Linked DNA regions of Homo sapiens: region 2 is linked to region 1. The links are chromatin contacts, found by Hi-C in ENCODE. All regions are on one chromosome and are shown on one strand. The core of a region is the stretch at or near the end of the contact, and the rest is flanking DNA. Distances in the headings are between cores, read along the strand shown. Region 1 holds the start of MKRN3 (makorin ring finger protein 3). Region 2 holds the start of UBE3A (ubiquitin protein ligase E3A).

The links. Hi-C counts contacts between places; a loop is a spot of excess contacts on that map. Pooled maps may share reads with other maps.
Region 2: a loop to region 1 is called in a map of naive thymus-derived CD4-positive, alpha-beta T cell, with 32 times the contacts of the local background. The contact joins the promoter of UBE3A here to the promoter of MKRN3 in region 1. A Hi-C loop is called at or near these places in 1 of 168 maps with a recorded cell type or tissue (naive thymus-derived CD4-positive, alpha-beta T cell), 2 of 37 single-sample maps with no recorded cell type and 6 of 50 pooled maps.

Annotation. Positions count from the first base shown.
Region 1 is chr15:23,563,643-23,568,772 of GRCh38, forward strand. MKRN3 (makorin ring finger protein 3) reads left to right here and starts at 2,032. Exons shown (of 1, transcript NM_005664.4): 1 at 2,032-4,402. The coding sequence starts at 2,141. The coding sequence ends at 3,664.
Region 2 is chr15:25,435,862-25,440,991 of GRCh38, forward strand. UBE3A (ubiquitin protein ligase E3A) reads right to left here and starts at 3,163. Exons shown (of 13, transcript NM_130839.5): 1 at 2,628-3,163. RefSeq lists enhancers at 2,279-3,224, 3,225-4,170 and silencers at 2,308-2,727, 3,088-3,427.

The sequences.
Region 1 (5,130 bases), core at 782-3,281:
TATATATAAAGTATCCCACAATTTATTTAGGTCTTCTGAAGCTAAAATGTTTTTAATTTTATTGTATAACCTTAATTAGTTTAATTCCTAGGTTAGCTAACTTTTAATGTTGTTATGAATGTTATTAATTTTAAATGTTTACTTCAAATGTTATTGATGATAGAGAAATAAAAATGATTTTCATATATTGGACTCCTGTCCAGTGTCCTTGCTAAATGTACCTATTAAATCTAATAGCTTATCTGTAAATTATTCTCAATTTTCTGTTGCATTCCATCAATAATTTCTTTCCAGTTATAACATCTTTTATTTCTTTGCTATTACACTAGCTAGGACTTGCAATAATAAATACAGATTTTTTTTGCCTTTAGATTTATTTCAGAGAGAAAGTTTTAGAGACCTTTATTTAGATAATTATCTAAATTACAGATGTAATTTAACAGATCCATATTCACATGTATTTCTGCTCCTGTCATTTTTACTAATAGATGTTTCCACCAATATGACTATTTCATGTAACTTTTCAAGTTTTATCTCCTAACTTTGTTCCTGATATTCTCTAATGATTTTTAATGTCTGTTATTAATGTAGTGATAACATATTTGAAATTACTGATCTTGGGTATTAGAGCCTTCTTCATTTTTCCTTGATAAATTTCACCAGAAATTATCTGGCTTCAATAAGCAGTTTAAGGGATTTTACTTAATTTATTTCCCTTATTTAATATTTGTTTTTCTTCATTGCTTTTCTTGCCCTTATTATTTGCTTCATTCTGCTTTCATTGCTTTTACCTACTTAATTATAATTTAATTTGTTGACTTGGGTGATTATAAATATTCAGATATGTTTCCACTTTACAGATTTAGGCAACAAAATTTCCTCAAAGAAACTTATAGAAAAAAAATCCAATAATATATAAAATGATATATCATGACAGAAGGGCTTCTTATTAGAAACAAATTGGTTAGTTAAATATTTGAAACTCATAGCTGCAAATAATCACATTAAGAGAATAAAGGGAAAAACAAAATTGTCTCAAAAAATGTATAAAACTACATAACAGAATTCAGTATGCAGTCATGATACGTACTCTCAGCAAAGTAGGAATACAAAAAAATGATTAATCTACTACATTTATCTGCAAAAATGACAAAACGCTCATACATGGAAATTAAAGACCATTCCTTTGTGGATAATATGGCACAGGATATGTTATGAAAGGCTGTCCTGCCACAACACAGCACAGATGGGGTTGAAAGAAAGGAAGGGAAACAAAGGGCTGCCATGAATTAAACCAGTAGAGAAAATAAAAGCCTGGGTCATGCAGGGGACAGTGTCTTATTAGGCCAGCATCAGGACTGGTTGAAGTCTGGCGCTTCTAACACAGTGGGAAAATGAGCATAGTAATCACAATAAAGAAAGACATCTGAAAGGTGCTAACTTAGCCTCGGATCAGAAGTGCTCTCTGCTAATGCCTTGCTGGTGAAAAGCGTATCCAGTGTAAGCCCTCAGAAATCCCAGAAAACAAAGACCAAAAGAAACGGCGCCTTGTCAACCGAACGAATTGAAAAAAGCTTCCTGCCGCGATCGGGCATTAAAAGAAAAAAACCACAGACATAAGATGGAGTGAATAAAAAAAGAATTTATATAATTCATGGATGAAATGTTTCAGAATCTATAGGATTATATTTTTTTTAAGGCAGACAGATACGAAAATACAACGAAGCGTGCATGACCGAAACCAGAAGAGATTAAAGTAAAACCTCATTCTCCTGAGGAAATCGTGTGAGAAGGGACTTAGGGACTGCCGGAACACAGCGAAGCAGAGGCAGAAGGCAGACAAAAGGGGCTGGGTTGGTCCCCGCCTGTGTGAACGAAAAAATATGTCAGATTGGAAAATTGCGGTAAAAACCAGGCAGAGCACGTACGTTGCCCCCACAGGAAGTGTCCGCCATGCTGCCTGTGCCCGGAAGTAGGTAGGAACACACAGTCAGAGGGACCCAAAAGCAGGGGGGAAGGAAAAAGAGATGCACACTTCCCCCAGAGAAGCCTCCGAGCGCGGCCGCCATTCCGGGCCTCAAGCCCATAAAGAAAAAATACCGGAGAGGTTCTGGCACCATTTCGGGGTGCCAAAGCAGCCATGGAAGAGCCTGCAGCTCCCTCAGAAGCCCACGAGGCAGCCGGGGCCCAGGCAGGTGCTGAGGCAGCAAGGGAGGGTGTGTCTGGGCCGGACCTTCCCGTCTGTGAGCCCTCCGGGGAATCTGCTGCTCCAGATTCAGCCCTGCCACATGCGGCAAGGGGCTGGGCCCCCTTCCCTGTAGCTCCAGTCCCTGCCCACCTCCGCAGAGGAGGCCTGAGGCCTGCCCCAGCCTCAGGAGGAGGAGCCTGGCCCAGTCCGTTGCCAAGCCGAAGCAGCGGCATTTGGACAAAGCAGATCATCTGCAGGTATTATATACATGGGCAGTGCAAGGAGGGGGAGAACTGTCGCTATTCGCACGACCTTTCTGGTCGGAAGATGGCCACTGAGGGTGGCGTTTCGCCGCCTGGGGCCTCTGCAGGTGGAGGCCCTAGCACGGCTGCGCACATCGAGCCCCCGACTCAGGAAGTGGCGGAAGCCCCCCCGGCTGCATCCTCCCTTTCCTTGCCTGTGATTGGCTCGGCTGCTGAAAGGGGTTTCTTTGAAGCCGAGAGAGACAATGCAGACCGTGGAGCTGCTGGAGGAGCAGGTGTAGAAAGCTGGGCGGATGCCATTGAGTTTGTTCCAGGGCAGCCCTACCGGGGCCGCTGGGTTGCATCTGCCCCCGAGGCTCCTCTACAGAGCTCAGAGACTGAGAGGAAGCAGATGGCTGTGGGCAGTGGGTTGCGGTTTTGCTATTATGCTTCCAGGGGAGTTTGCTTTCGTGGGGAGAGCTGTATGTACCTCCATGGAGACATATGCGACATGTGTGGGCTGCAGACCTTGCACCCCATGGATGCTGCCCAGAGGGAAGAACATATGAGGGCCTGCATTGAAGCACACGAGAAAGATATGGAACTCTCGTTTGCTGTGCAGCGTGGTATGGACAAGGTGTGTGGCATCTGCATGGAGGTTGTCTATGAGAAGGCCAACCCCAATGACCGCCGCTTTGGCATTCTTTCCAATTGCAACCATTCCTTCTGTATTAGGTGTATCCGCAGGTGGAGAAGTGCCAGACAGTTTGAGAACAGGATCGTCAAGTCTTGCCCACAGTGCAGGGTCACCTCTGAATTGGTCATTCCCAGTGAGTTCTGGGTGGAGGAGGAGGAAGAGAAGCAGAAACTTATTCAGCAATACAAGGAGGCAATGAGCAACAAGGCCTGCAGGTATTTTGCGGAAGGCAGGGGTAACTGCCCATTTGGAGACACATGCTTTTACAAGCATGAATACCCTGAGGGCTGGGGAGATGAGCCTCCTGGGCCAGGTGGTGGGTCATTCAGCGCATACTGGCATCAACTTGTGGAGCCTGTGCGAATGGGAGAGGGCAACATGCTCTATAAAAGCATTAAGAAGGAGCTTGTCGTGCTTCGGCTGGCCAGTCTGTTGTTTAAGCGGTTTCTTTCACTGAGAGATGAGTTACCCTTCTCTGAGGACCAGTGGGACTTGCTTCATTATGAGCTGGAAGAATATTTCAATTTGATTCTGTAGCATCGTGCTGTGGCATGTGGTCTAGTCTGCTGAGGTTCTGTCGTCTGCTATTGCCTGTTTTCCCTGTGTTGACACTCTTACTGCTTTCAGGGGCTGTTGAGGCAGTGCTTCTGTTTTCTTGTCTATTCTGCATATCTTTCCCCCTAGGATTATGGTGATTATCTGTGTTAAAAAATAAGTCCTTAAAGTTACTGTTTTGGTGAAATTAATATTAATGTCAGCTTATGGCTTTTTTTTGTCATCTCTGTTGTCAACAGGATTAACTCAGTTCTAGTGTAGTGTTTACTGAATTTCCACACTTATTTTGAAGACCCTCAAGAGTAAATGTGGCAGAGTGAAAGGAGAAGTTTTAATTGAACTAGTAGCTTTGTGCTATAATAGCCTTAACAAATGGACCCTTGCAGGGCTTTGCAGCTGCTCATCTGTTTGTTTACAGTTTGTTCTTTCCCTCCTTCCCCTTCAAGTGCACTTGTTAAACTGTGATGAACTTGTGATTTTGTGTTTTACTTGACCAAAACCAAGTGTATATGTTTACATGTTTTTATCCTGTTTAGCTTGACATGAAATAATTTATATTTGGAAATATATATTTAAGAATTATATATATAAAAATATATATGTATAAGAGTTATGTATTTGAAAAAAATATATAAAAGAATATACATCACAATATAATATTTATGTTTATGTAATAAAGTAAATACAGAGCTGAAAGCTGAAGGTCAAAGCCTAACAGGATTGGCTGTTGTGTGGATGTGAGTTGTGTGAATAATCTTTCTGTCCCTCGCACAGAAGCCAGTAATTAGCATCTAATGAAAAGGACTGTTCAAGTGGGTCTGGCCAAATGTGACAGATGCAGATCTTAGAGGACTTACAAAGCACTATATTGGTAATTCTTACAATGGCATTAATAGCTTACTCTATAAATACAGAAATGGTTTTCCTATGCAGTTTAGCCACCTTCTCATTAATTCTTTGTAACAGCAAATCCTAGGCTCAGAGGCACAGTGCTTTGTATTTGATATACAAAGTCTCTAGACTTTCCCAACAAGGGGCTTTTGACAAAAGAGTTCAACATAAAAGTAACAAGATTATAAAAGGGAAAATAGAACAAAAATATTAAAACCAATGAGAATAAAAGAATGGAAAGATAAAATAATAAAATATAGAAAGCACTAAAAACTAAGTGTAAGACTAATATAGAAAATCTACATACAACTTAATTAGATTAAATGAAAGCAGTTTAAAGACTGAAAGTCAAAGGCTATAAGACTTCATTACAATCAGAATGAAACATCCTGTTTAAAATACACACAACATGAAAATACAGAAACACTCAAAGTAGTAGGATGGGAAAAAGCCGAACAGGTGCTGTGGACTCTCTTGATTGTAGACAAAGTTTATAGTAAGGATAAACACTTTGCTGGAGATAAAAAGGAATGGTACATAAACATTAAATTGTAATT
Region 2 (5,130 bases), core at 1,913-4,412, 1.9 Mb after region 1:
GATAACATGCTGTAGTCCACTACATACAAGGTGCTTCCAGACCATTCAGAAAAACTGGATAGGAAGATTTCTAAGGTAATACTTATTGAGTGCCTACGTGTTAGGCGTTTTACATACTTTAAGCCTCACAACTCTGGGGAAGTTTCACCAACCCATTTTACAGATGACAAAACTGTGGCTTACCAAGATTAATAAGGCCAGAATTAAAATTAGGGTCTAATTCCAAAGATATTACCACTATACATACCAAGATGTCTTGTTACTACATTTTATCCTTACATTTGGCAGTGAGGGGAAAACTCAAAAAGCAGTCAAAAAACTTTTGTCCTGAACCAACATAAAAAGAGCACCTAAGACTTCATCCAGTATTTTACCGAAAGATCACTTCTAAAAGTTTGTCTTCACCCCGATCTAAAAATTAGAAAACTAATTTTCTTTCAGCAGCTGCATATGTACATAATGTAATGTTTCTACATTTAGACCTACACAATTATAAGTCTAAACAAAATATGTGTAACATGATTGGAGAACATAACTAGCAGTCATTTAAGAAAATGGACATTTGGAAACATCATTTCAAGAGCTTGGGATGAAAAATTTTGCTATGACCTATAAATCTGGATCATTCCACTGACTGACACTGAGAGAAACAGTGTATTATCACAGTTTACACAGTAAATTTTTTTGGAGGGGAGAGGGAGGAGATTGAAATAGAAATGATCGAAATAGAAATTATCTAAAGTTTAAGAAATACAACTGATTAAATGTTACATGTCAAAGACACTGTAGGTACCCAATAAATCCTGTTAAATGGACTGCACAAGTGGGATGAGAACACGTTTTCCCCACACCTCTGACTAGTATGTACCTTTCTTAGGAAGTTATTTTTTCAGCCATGGGAAAAAAAAGGGCAGAATTTAGGACAGATAAAACATAAGTAGCTTATAAATCCTCTGAAAGGAAATCAAAACACAGTATTTTGTATCTCTGTATAAAGTTAAGCTCCTCAGGGACAGGGGCAATGTCCAGAGGATAGTGAGCATACTACTTAGCAAACTAATGCAGGTTAATAAATATTGACACAGTAAGACTAGCATAGTTTACATTCTAATTTTGTAAAGATTATAAGTTACCTCTTCATATTCTGTTCTTTTATTTCTCCTGTGTATATTATAAATACACAAAGATTGAAAATTATTTCTTGAAGCTATTTCCTTTTTTATTTTTTGGTCAACTGTATTAGTGTTTCTTAAAAGGGCTTCTGGTCATCCTTAGGGCTTATCAGTAGCATCATTAATAATGTATTCATTTCACTAAAAATGTGGTAAGTAGCTTGGATTTAAAAACAGGATCTAATTTCAAAGCTATTTCCACTATACACACCAAGTTACAACTTTCTTATCTCTCCTAAATTCTAAATTTTACATGATTTACCAAATCACTTCTTAAGTAAGAGTACTTATTGATCAGAAGTGTGAGACAAACACCTTATCCCACTTGTCCAATTTATTCAACAAGATTGATTGGGTACCTTTGTGTCTCTGACAGGTAACTTTCAACAGTTGTATTTCTTAAACTTTAGGTCGTCTCCCAAAAAAAACTGTAATAATTTGCTGCTTCTCTCAATATTGCAGGCAGTAAAATGATCCAAAATTACGGGTCATATCCACATTTCTTCATGATTGAGGTTAACTGTGCACTGTAAACCCCATATGCTATTAGTTTACATTTTCAACAGCACCCTCGCCACTTAATAATCTCAAACAGATTTTGGACTGTTACTAATTTAGCATATCCATAAAAAGTCATTTAAAAAATGTAGACGCTAAATTCTCTTTCAAGGTTGCCAAGCTTCACCAGTGTCTGTATTAAAATTATTTCTAAAATTTTACGGACTAAGGCATTTGGTACATTCAATTCTACCTTTACCAACAAAAGCCTTTACCACCAAGATGAGGAAAGCATCCTTTTCATTTTCTACACTGAAAAGGGGGGGGAAAAAAGGCCAACTGCTTGCATACAGGTCTGCATATAACACAGCAGTCTCTGGCAAAGCCAATAACTCACGTTCAACTTCAGAAATCCTGGTGGCCGGTAACACAGAGTAACCTGTGCGCACAACCCTTGGGCTTGACATACCACTTCATCCGCCCTCCCTTCCCATCAATCCACCCCCAAAACCCCAACCCACCAAGCACACGGCTAAATATGTCTTCCCCAAGAGAGCCAAAAACCTTGAAAACGCCGAGAAAGGGCTCCCCTTTGAAGGAAAGGGCCTGCCCTTCCCTGTCTGGGGCCCCGGCTGGCTCGAAGAGCCTGGCTCCTAGGAGGCCCAAATCTCGACGCCTCGCACGTCCCGCCCCGCCCCGGGCCCGCTCGCGTCCCCTCGGGCGACAAAACCCTCCCGCCGTCGCTCAGCCAGGACTGACAGTTACGGCTGCAGCAGCCGCGGCCACCAGGGGCCTACTTCTGGCACCAGCCCCTTCGGACCACGCGCCCCCAAACACTCGCCTCGGCGGCGGGGGGCGGGGAAGGGGGGTGTCGACCTCGCCACAGCGGGCCCCGAAGGCCGGCCGAGTGACGGAGGGGAGCCAGCGCCGCCTGGCGCAGGCCGCGGCAACACTGACCTGTCGTCGCCCCCGCGCCTGGGCTGCGGCGGCCGCCTCACTGGTCGTAGTCGCCCTCGCCCGCCGCCTCCGCCCGCCACCGCCTCGTTCTCTTTCGCTGCCGCCACCGCCGGGGCTCATGCGGGACCCGCGCTTCCTTATCCGGAAAACGAGGCCGGGAAAGGGAGCGCCGGGGCCGCCGAAATCCCGGCGTTCGTCGCCAGCCGCCGCTGCCTGTCCACACCGGGGGGCTGAGGGGCCCTCCTGCCAGGGGCTACAGGCCGCGAGCTATTCCGAGGAGGAGCCGAAGGAGGCGCCGCCGCCCGCAGCCGAGCGCGCCGGGTCGGCAGAGGTGAAGCGTAAGTAGGCGGCGGATGGCGGGCGCCCGCGCTGGCGGATGGCTACGCGGCGGAGGGGTGCGCGAGCGAGCGAAGCCTGGTGTGTCGGGTCCTGGCGAAGGGAAAAGGCCCCGTCGTCTCCTGTAGTCACCCCGAGCCCAGCGCCACCATCTTGGGAGACACACGGATCTCGCGGCCGCGGCGCAAGACGGGAGGACTGGCTGGGCGGGCCGAGTATCCCGGCAGGCAGCGCGCGCCGCCCGGCCGGGCGAGGGCTCCAGGCCGGGACGCGGGGACGTGGGGCGGGGCCAAGACGCGCGGGAGGGCGCCGCGCTCCGCCCCTCCTTCCTTCGCCGGCCCCGCCTCCCTCCCGCTTGCCGTCGCCGCCGGCGCACGGGCCATTGGGAAGAGGAGGTGGCCTGCGGCCCCTCGGAGTCCCACCAGGCTCGGTCGCCATCTTGCGACTGGACAGAAAGGGTAATCCCTCTTTTTAGTTTCTGCTGTCTGTGACCCGAAAGAATAAACCTGGGACTTCCGGAAGCCCTCTGGGCACCCCCCCCCCCAGGAGGGTTGCAGAGCCCCTTGGTGTACCCAGCAGAGGAACGCCTCAGACTTTGTTGGGAAACGAATGGCTCTGAAAGTTAGCTGAAGCCGCTGGAATAGCCCCCCAGCCCCGAGGCGGGGCAGGTGCCTGCCGTTATTGGCTTTTCGACCCCAACCCTTTTCTATCTGGAGCTGCCTTTGTAGATGTTGCAGGGGTGCCCCGAGAGTGCAGGCCAGATTTTAGAGGACCAAGGTCATCTACTTAGGCCTCTTGCCAACACAGGATGTGTCAACTAGTTTACCAGAGACGAAGGTAAAGTCCCGTCTCCTGCAGTTGTTGACGTTCAGTAGGTCGTCGGTTAAGAAAAGTGGCTCCCTGGTTGACCCCAGCTGGATAGAGGCTAATTTTGATCCATATGACAGCTGAACGTAGTTAAAGCCATTAAAATTAAATCCATTTAAAGTCATATTTGGTACCAGGGTCACCATTTTAAAAGGTGTGTGTGTGTATGTGTGTGTGTGTGTGTGTGTGTGTGTATAGCTTTACAACACTTGCTAGCAAAGCCAAAAGAGTATCACTAACAATTCATAGTGTTACAACTTGCAACTTTGTTGATAAGCCCTTGAAGTACTAGATGAGTACCCATGTCTAGTATTCAGATTTTTTATATCAACAGTCGTACATAGCAGTGTATCTTTTTTAAATTTATTTTTATTTTTAAACTTAGAAATGGTGTCTTGCTATGTTAGGCCCAGGCTGGTCTCGAGCTCCTGGCCTCAAGTGATCCTCCCACCTCGGCCTCCCAAAGTTTTGGGACTACAGGCATGAGCCACAGTGCTCGGCCAGCAGTGTAATTTTTAACTGTCAGTCTCGGAACATCTTTTTTGTATAGCCAAGTGTGTGGGTGTGTGTGTGTATCCGCCTCACAACTATAACCAACCATTGAAAAACCAACAATAAGCTAGAAGAATTTAAGTTATTCCAGGACAACTGATGATAATGATAGTATTAAGCCATATTCGATTTTAAGATGTTTTAACTCAGCTCTTTACTCACTTTTCATTTCCTCTCATTACACATCCACATTTGGAAACTATTTGCTGTTATATTTCATGGAAAGGACTAGTAAGAATTATAATCTTTAAAAAAATTTATCTTCGCAAGTTTTCAAAATAGGCAACAAAGAATGTAAATCTTTAAGGACTTTATTGTTGGACTAATTAAAGCATACCATTTCTACTATATCTAGCATATGGAGATACTTATAGGTATTCTTCCTTTTAAGTAGAAATTGACAATAAATTAAGTGTAATTTTATAATGGCCTGGTGTATCAAAGTGTGGCGGAAATCCCTGAGTTCCAAAAAGATTAAAGACCGAAGGGAAATAAGTCTGCTTTTAGCTAGATGTCAGAATGACTATTCATTGCTTTACTGAGATCAAGGAGGATCTTAATTCCTCCTGGAGAAATTACGTATATCCGTTTTAGTTCATTAATTTTAAATCTGTATTCTTATGTGTGACATTAGTATTAGAATTCTTTCAAGATTTCACTGTGCTTTTTGTTTTATCCATTTTCAAATTTAGAAATGTTTGCTCATCAAACTTACCAACATAAATACTTTCAGGAATCCTTAAGATAC